Regions from separate parts of the Homo sapiens genome. Here all the other regions are linked to region 2. Evidence: chromatin contacts called from ENCODE Hi-C or POLR2A ChIA-PET data. All regions are on one chromosome and are shown on one strand. The core of a region is the stretch at or near the end of the contact, and the rest is flanking DNA. Distances in the headings are between cores, read along the strand shown. Region 1 has its middle 250 kb from the start of PTEN. Region 2 overlaps LOC101929727 (a long non-coding RNA gene). Region 3 overlaps LOC105378415 (a long non-coding RNA gene).

Region 1 (2,700 bases), core at 44-2,543, 77 kb after region 2:
AAACAGCTTTCACTCTGGCTCAGGTTTCACTTCCTCATGACCCCTCCCCCAACCCCTTTCCTCATAACTTTCCAGAATACACATTTTCGGTACCAAGACTTTTGGCATTTAAGCTATTGAATCCAATTTTTTATCTGTTCCATGTAGGTGGGTCTCAATTTCTTAATAAGACTGTCAGGTCTTGGATATAGTGATACTGGAGAGCCTTTCTTCCTGCTCCCCACAAGACATCTGACCTTGTGATGGGTGTATAATCACTGCTTGACAATTTCTTGTTGAGCTGAATTAAATTGGTCACAACAGATTCTCTACTACAAACCATCCTATGCAACATTTTTTTTCTCTGATTCCAGTGTACATAGCAGTCATTCTGCCAAAGAAAAACTTGACTGCATATTCTTTTCATTGCAGTCTAGAAGGGCAAGAGCTGACATCAAATTGACCCACTTACATTTCTTTTTCCACTACTAGGGAGGAACCCACCTCCTTCCGTGCTCTTCCTCCTCCCCCAGACATCTCAAAGAACCTAATCACCATCTTCTGAATCCTCCCTGTCACCTTCCGCCCCCTCAGCCAAATGCACATACCACCTCAAATACTGAACCGCAACTCAGATTTTTAAAGTTCAAGAATGAAGAAGAAGAACCAATTGACTCATTTTTCCTTGATTCAAAGTGCTGTGGGTTTTCTAAAGCAGCCCCGACACCCCTTATGTGGGCCTATTTCTGCAGCCAGGGCAGACCAAGGGGCTCCTACTTCCCTAGCCAGATTGAACAATGAACCATAAATTACACAGCCTTGATGTGTGACCTTGGGCAAATAAGTCGCTTCACTGCTCTGGGCTTAGGATTCCTCAGCTACAAAGGGAGGCGCTTCTCTGTGGGCTGTCTGAGGACCCCTCCACTGGCACATTCTATGACTCTGATTTCTTTCTCACTCCTAGATTCCCTCCACAGAGCAACCTGCTCCAAGAACAACTCCAGGCCCAGTAAATCTTCCCTTGCCAACACAGCTCTACCGCTGCCAGTGCAAAAGGTGGAAAGATGATTTCTTTTCTTTGTTTTGTTTTGTTTTTAATAAGTTTCATGCTGAGAAAAGCTCATGAAAACTGCTAGTTCACCCAGGATGGAAAGACACCCCCAGTAGAAGGGCAAACAGAGCTCAGGGGCTCTTAGTTGCCCTATGGAGGCAAAGTGACTCTAAAAGCTTTGTCAGTTTGATTTCAGTGGCTCATAGGATTCTTTGAGCCATTTGCCCTCTCAAAATAGACAGTAAGTAGACAATGAGTAGGTCCTCAGAAAAGCCACTCCTAGTTTTGGTATTTTGTGGATTCTTTATTTGGATGACACACAGGGCATCAGTTCCTATTGGCCTTTTCTTGAATAACTTGCTTACAAAGGAGAAGGAAATGCTGCTTAAACCACAATTGCCTTCCATGGAGAGCAGCTCTTCATAAATAAGAAACCCTTTGAATCTGCTGCGTACCTTGATGAGTTTGGATATGCAAAATGGACCCAGAGCAAGATGTGGAAAGAAAGGCAGGGAAGAGTTGAATTGCTCCGCATAACTAAAAAGAAAAATTGGAATTTGTCAGGAGAACCCAGGAAGGATGAGGATGAGAAAAAAGAGAGAAGGCTGGAGAGAAGAACCAGCAATTTGAATGAGGCTGAGGCTCTATGTGGGGTGCAATGGCCAGTGAAAAATCTCAGGGATGGGAAGGCAGAACTTGGATGACTATTTTCATATGTGGCTGTGTGCTGTTGCAATAAGACCGTCTCCATCCTCCTCTTAAGTCTACTCTAAAATCTTCTCTGCAAACTTTCATGAATAAGTGGGGATTTTTGTTTGTGTTGGTGAACTCAGGGAAGAGGCTCAATTTCAGGTATGAGTCAACATGGATTAGAACAACAGAAAGCATAGAGCCACAAATTTAAAAAGCAGGAGTTAGAAGCCAGGAGTGATTACAAGACAGTAATCCCCAAGGAATTTGGAGAAATTGTGAGATGCTCACAGTGTATTGAGTTGGTGGTTCAAGCTTATGTTTTCTAAATACCAAATGGGAAAGAAATTTGGAATTTGTTGGAAGAATCCAGGAAGGATGAGGATGAGAAAAAGAGAGAATAATGAAGAGAAGAACCAGCAATTTGGATGAGGCTGGGGCTCTATGTGGGGTGCAATGGCCATGCACATGTGTGTGAATGCACACACACACACACACGAGTGGAAAAAAAAATCTTGAAGAAAAGGCCGAGGGAGAATATTTGACCAGCCCAGGTACAGGGGAAACCTCACTAAAAATGAGCTGCTGCTCCCTGGAATCTGAGGGCTCTTCTCTAAAGATAGAGCAGATAGAGCCTTGGGCAGATAGAGCCTTGGTTCCTGGCTAGGCAACGAAAAGGCAGCATCAAGAGAAGAGGCAGCTGCTGGCTGCAAAGGAGTGTGGATATGCAGGCCAAGCGCTGTCCACAGTGAAGGAAGTTAACCAGGAGATTGTGATCAGATGAGGTATGAATTTCTCTTGATGGTTCTGTGTTTTATATAGAATATTTGGAAATGTCTAAAAATCATAGCACCTCAAAGTTGGAAGACAGCTTCCCCCCTATAAACAGTCACTGTTAAAGCTATTAAAGAGTGTGAATGTACATTAGGAAAAACTGAACCAAGAAAGAGACCCGGGAGGGTTTGATGGTGGGAAGAACC
Region 2 (2,779 bases), core at 235-2,734:
CTAACTATTTCAGTTCCCAAGAGGCAAGGAAACTTGATGAGCTCTTTCTTGGGGTCTGTGTGGCATCTGGGTACCCTCTTGCTCCCACTCTCTAATGAACTATGGGGAAATTCTTCATGTAGCTTGGTGTACAGGTCAGCATCCAGATGTCTTCTTACCCCAAACTACAGGGTCTACAGGGTTGTTCAGCCCTTCCTTCCATTCAGCAAGTAGTTACAGATCTCCCATGGTGTGCCCAGCATTGTTGCCAGGCAATGGAGGGTAGCAAAGGAGGGGGGTGTGAAATTATGTTCTCTGCACAAAAAGCAGTATTGTCTATCCACTCACTAGGTTCAGAGCTTTAGTGGCTTTAGTTGCACTACAACTGGACAACTAGGGGTTAAGTGTTTTGAGCTTTGCTTATAAAAAGACAGACCCAAATCAGATAAGGTAACTAATTTAGAAGCAATTACAATGCATTTTATCCTATTCTTTTGCCAAAGAGCACCTTATCTAAGCTGGCTTTCCTTTTTACTTTTCCTTTTAAGTCTCAAAAATATCTCATTCAGGGTCAGGAAAAAGAAGACGCACAGACCAAGCATTTTGAAAAGGGGATGATGAATGCATTGGATGCTTACACTGTGTTGAAGAGGGAATTTGGATCCAACACCCACCAGGTCTTAGGGCTTGACAGACTCACTCGAGTATGCCTGACCAACCTCATATTCTGGTGGGGATTTTTGTTTTCCATGAACATATGGATTGTGTTAGTCTTTAGGAAGCACTTAAGCTAAAAAAGAAAACAAAGTTAAGATACAGTACTTTTTATTATATGAAAGCCTAGTTCCTCTTTTTGTACTATTTAGTATTCTGCCCCTGGTTATTTCAAAATAAACAATTTTTGAAGATAAGTAAATAAGCATTGCTATTGAATACAGTGGTTCTCATACTCTTGGATGCATAAGAATCCCCTTGGGAGTTTGTTAAAAATCCAGATTTCAATACAGTAGACCTAGATAATAACCCGCAAAATTTCCATTTTTAATCATTTCTCCAGAAGATGTGGTTTACAAACAAGACTTTGAACATCACTGGTCTAATTACCTTTCTGATTGTCTTTGGTTGACTCTTAGTCATTTGTATTATGGCTTACTTCTGACTCTACCAGTGAATGACAAAGCATGACCTATTCTTGCTTTTCAGAAAGCACTTGCCTCTCCCTGGCTATATTCATTTGTGATTGGCCCAAGATGAGAGAGATATCACCTGAGTCATCAGAGAAGGAGGCTTGAGCCACTTTGTCCCAGGACTCAGAGGAAAATATGGGAGACCTCTAGACCAGTGCTTTTGAACCAGGAGCAATTTTGCTCTCTACATTTAACAGTATCTGGAGACATTTTTGGCTATCACAATCTCAGCATGAGGGGGGACAGTGAGGAACGCTACTTGCATCTGGTGGGTGGAGACAGCGTTGCTGCTAAACATCCTGTCATGCAGAGTACACCCCTCCACAACAAAGCCTTCTCCAGCACAAAGTGTCAACCAGGCTGAGGTTGAGAAATCCTGCTTTAGGCCCAGCTGTTCTTTGAAGAGAATTTGGAGAGTTTACACCCCATTTCCACATGCCCAAAAGATATATTGAGCCCAGATGGTGAGAGTCTTGAATGCCATTATTAGGCATGTAGACGTGATTTCATATTTAGTAAGCTTAGAAAAATAAGAAAAATCACCTGTGCTTGCAAAACAATTAGCCAAGAGGAGTAGTGATGACCAATGCGAAATAAATAGCTCTTAATAGACACATGCATGTCGAATTTTGACACTAAGAAAACCACATTGTAGTGGGTCAGTGTGTCTAAATAATTGGTTTTAGCTAATTTTGTTGTAGCACAAACTCATTAAGATGTGGCCAGGGACATAGATAAAAACAGCACAGTCCTTGCCCTCAAATAAATTATTTTCTGAGTGGAGATCATGTGTACCCCAAAACTCATAATGTAAAGTGGAGCAAGATGAACTCAAAATGCAGCATATGAAACTACAGTAAATAGGAGAGGGGAACCTGGCTGTCCCGATGGAGGGAGACTAGGTAGGCATGGGAGGAAGGATCAGGGAAGCATATGTGATATTTCTTGAGTTTGCTCTTAAAAAATACGTATGATTTTGACAGAAGACATGGAAACAAAGTTATTCAAGCAAAGATTCAGAGGCAGAAATGTACAGGGTGGTGGTGGGGTGGGGATAGTGGTCCCAGATGAGTGAAGAGGAAGGTTTCATTGGTATGTGAGGGAGAGAAGTGAAATTGACCCCGTTTGGGAAGGTTCTGACTGCTTGGCTAATGTGTTCGCACTCTGTTCTGTGGGGAGCCAAAGGACCACCCAGGTCCTTGATCCTGGGAGATTCTGATTCCTAATCTAATCCCCGTAGCTCTAAACAGTTCTCGGGCGAGTCAATAAGGCATGCAGGCACACACTCGCTCTGTGGGTCTAGCTGCACCTTTCCCCTTCTTCTCAGTTCCCATTTTCCACCTGCAGACTCGGCTCTCTAGAGGCCTGTTGACCATTAAGTTGTGGGTGACAGGTAAGAGATGTGATTGTTTGCAGGTCCTGTGAAGAGTGTAAGGAGAATTTCCAGATTTTCCAGGCTCCTGGCTCTCATTAACCTCAGGAGCACAAAGATCACCTCTCCTTATTCACAAAGCCAGCACTATACTTCGATGTCAGGAATGAGTGGAGGTAGGTTAGTTGTCCATGCTCTTTCACCAAGGCAGCCAGCCATGCTAACTCCATGTCAATATACA
Region 3 (2,753 bases), core at 90-2,589, 100 kb after region 2:
TCTCACCAAGCAGTTGTCAGGGCTGTTGCCCTTGTCACACTTTTCTCCATGGGCAAGAGAGAAATCACAGTCACAGCACCCCTGTAGCCTACCGTCATGGGAATGTACCATCCTCCTACCTTGAATCCTGAAAGTCTGCAATCTAAGGTTTCACTCTATATCGGGGATAAGCTTCAGTTCACAAAACTAACACATGCTCATCTCACTACCTGGGTTAGGGCCCTCCTATGTATGTCCATCTGGCATGGGTGGATCACCCTGAGTAGTCTTCTCTGTGCTCCTGCGAGCACCCTCTCCTGGGACTGCACCCCATGCCTCTGTTTCTACACCACAAACACAGGACAAGTCACAGAGAGGTGTGCAAGAAATGGACTATTTGTTGAAGGAGTAAATAAATGACCTCTCTGTCCCTCAGGTTTTCTGAGATGTAGGCAGAGGGTCAGCCTCACTCTTGTGTTCTGTGAGATGATGGAAAGTATTACAGGCTTCAGGGACTGATCCACCTGGCTTTTCTAAACCCAAGCAGCACATACGTGATGAAGATGGAGCACCTGAGTCCTCCAAGCAGGCATTTCAGCTGAGGTTATTGGAAGAATGCCTTGCCACGCTTGTGCTAAAAAATCAGGGAGCAACCTGAATCAATAGCAAATTCCTAAAGATGTCTTCCCCTTCTAGTGAACTACATTTCAATCTATTTCATCATTTATGAGTTAACAGCTCTGGCTTCGGTATCAGTACACTGACCCATCACTCATTAGCTATATGATTTTGGAGCCACATGTCTGCTCGCTGAGCTCCAATTCCCTCATCTGTAAAATGGGGATCAGAATAACTACATCACAGGGTGGTTCTGAAGTTTAAGTGCATCAAGATACATAAAATACTTAAAACAGTGCCTGGCATACAATGAGCACTGTTATTAATATTTGTTGTATTGTTTTTTATAATATGAAAAAAATCACTTAATTGTCACAGATGTTAAAACAGAAGTTTTGCAGAGGCACATTCCAGAAGAAGGGCTAGATAAAATGCACAGAATAAGAGTTCAATAGGCTGTAGTGGTTGTTATTCACTATCTGGACCACACTGCTATCATAAGAACATGCTAGGTATGTGCTTCACGAGATGCAAAGATAATCCACAAAGGGCAGTTGGACTGTGCAGACACAGGGAAGAAGGGAGAAGGAGGTGATTTCAGACCCAGATTTCACAAAGAGCTGAGACAGCCAGCTATAGAAAGGTGTGAGTTGCGACTCGTGACCCAATACTTCCTGCCACAATACTGAGAACTCGTTTTCAACATGTTCTGTGGGCCCAGCCACAAGGGTGTTCCCTTCCACCTCCAAGCATGACTCTGATGATGCTGCCTGGGGCTAAAACAGGTAGTTGGTGAATTCTTCCTTTCAGTTCCAGTCTCCTGAAAACTCAGGTACCAAAAGTCATGCACAGTGCATCCCCTCAGAAGCTGTGAAATAGAAACTTTCAAAAGATAAGCTCATGTTTAACCACACAACCTGTGTCATTTCATAATTCTAAGCTTTCATAACCTGCATTTCCTGGGTAGCTGGCATTATGAAAGTGCCATGTAATATGCTCAACAAAGTCATAAGGAGGAATATGCAAGGTTCTTAGGTGAATTGAATCACTCTTCAAAGACTACACAAAGCTTAATTTGGAAAGATTGCAGGAGTTGCCTTCACTTCCTTGAATTCTCACTTTAATCTCCACCTCCTACCACCTTGCCATCTATCTCTTCCCAGGCCTGATTTCACCCACCTGGCTTGGAGGTCCCTCTCCTATTTCCTAGAGCTGATTTCTCCATGAGGATACTTGGTCTCACTCATATCTTCACTGCCTGGAAAAGGAGCTTGAGTCTCCTGTTTTCTAAAAAGAAACAAGAAAAAAATACTACCCAGAAAACTTCCTCAACCCTACCGTCCCCTCAAGTGTCTCCTATTTCTCATCTTTTATTACCTCCCAGTGGGTTCACAAATGCTGACTATAAACTGGCTTCATCTAAGTCATCTGCAAAAACTCAGTTTCCTAGGCCTGTCAACTAAAGATTTGACTCATAAGGTCTGATGTGAGGTCTAGGAATTTGTAATTTTTAAAAACCCTCCAGGTGATTACAGTGTTCAAGCCAAGTTCAAAAAACCACTGGTCTATGTGTCCTCTATTTATTTCATTACCATTCACTCCAAACACCTGCTAAACTGATGCGCTCACTACTGAAATTGCTTTCTCAAGAGCCACCAAAGACTTCTAGTTGCGGTGTTCAGTGGCTTATTCTCAGTGCTCCTTCTCAGCTTCTCAGTGGCAATCCAGAAGGCAACAGTGCTCCACTTTGGCTCTCTCTCCTCCCTTTTCTGTTGGGAACCTTTTAACCCTACTACGACCACGCAAGCCAGTACGCCACATCTGCTGTGTCCACTTCCTCCTTCCACCCCCTGACGCGTGTGCACAAGCAAGATTCAGACAGTGGTTTTCTGCTGCTCCATCTTTGGAGATCTCATCCAGTCATATCATTTTACTGGGCCTTGAAACTGACTTCCAAATATGTCTCTCCAGTCACTGTGCATGACATTTGGTACCTGAGTTTTCAGGAGACTGGAACTACCAAATATGTCTTGATTTCCCTCCTGGACTAGACTCCCTTCATACATGCATTCTCATCCTTCAATTTAGCAACTCCCAAAGTCATTTCCCCCAAAACTAATGACTCTTCCAGAAATCCCCACTTCAGCTAATGACAA

The links. Hi-C counts contacts between places; a loop is a spot of excess contacts on that map. ChIA-PET counts read pairs that join two places held with the same protein, here RNA polymerase II (POLR2A). Pooled maps may share reads with other maps.
Region 1: a loop to region 2 is called in a pooled map, with 4 times the contacts of the local background. The contact joins two enhancer-like sites. A Hi-C loop is called at or near these places in 15 of 37 single-sample maps with no recorded cell type and 12 of 50 pooled maps. POLR2A ChIA-PET finds 5 or more read pairs at or near these places in 3 of 52 experiments (B cell, HEK293T and OCI-LY7).
Region 3: a loop to region 2 is called in a pooled map, with 6 times the contacts of the local background. The contact joins two enhancer-like sites. A Hi-C loop is called at or near these places in 1 of 37 single-sample maps with no recorded cell type and 11 of 50 pooled maps. POLR2A ChIA-PET finds 5 or more read pairs at or near these places in 4 of 52 experiments (B cell, HEK293T, MCF 10A and 1 more).

The regions. Positions count from the first base shown.
Region 1 is chr10:88,115,349-88,118,048 of GRCh38, reverse strand. No RefSeq gene overlaps it. Among named protein-coding and RNA genes, the nearest start is that of PTEN, 250 kb to the right of the region's middle. Within about 2 kb of position 1,293, at least 2 of the 41 ENCODE cell types and tissues checked have a DNase peak (open chromatin) inside an H3K27ac peak, as active enhancers do.
Region 2 is chr10:88,192,921-88,195,699 of GRCh38, reverse strand. The region is part of intron 1 of LOC101929727 (a long non-coding RNA gene); the gene reads right to left. It also overlaps a transcript of RNLS not described here. Among named protein-coding and RNA genes, the nearest start is that of PTEN, 330 kb to the right of the region's middle. Within about 2 kb of position 1,484, at least 3 of the 41 ENCODE cell types and tissues checked have a DNase peak (open chromatin) inside an H3K27ac peak, as active enhancers do.
Region 3 is chr10:88,090,402-88,093,154 of GRCh38, reverse strand. All of the region lies in intron 1 of LOC105378415 (a long non-coding RNA gene), which reads left to right. Among named protein-coding and RNA genes, the nearest start is that of PTEN, 230 kb to the right of the region's middle. RefSeq lists an enhancer at 1,311-1,360. Within about 2 kb of position 1,339, at least 10 of the 41 ENCODE cell types and tissues checked have a DNase peak (open chromatin) inside an H3K27ac peak, as active enhancers do.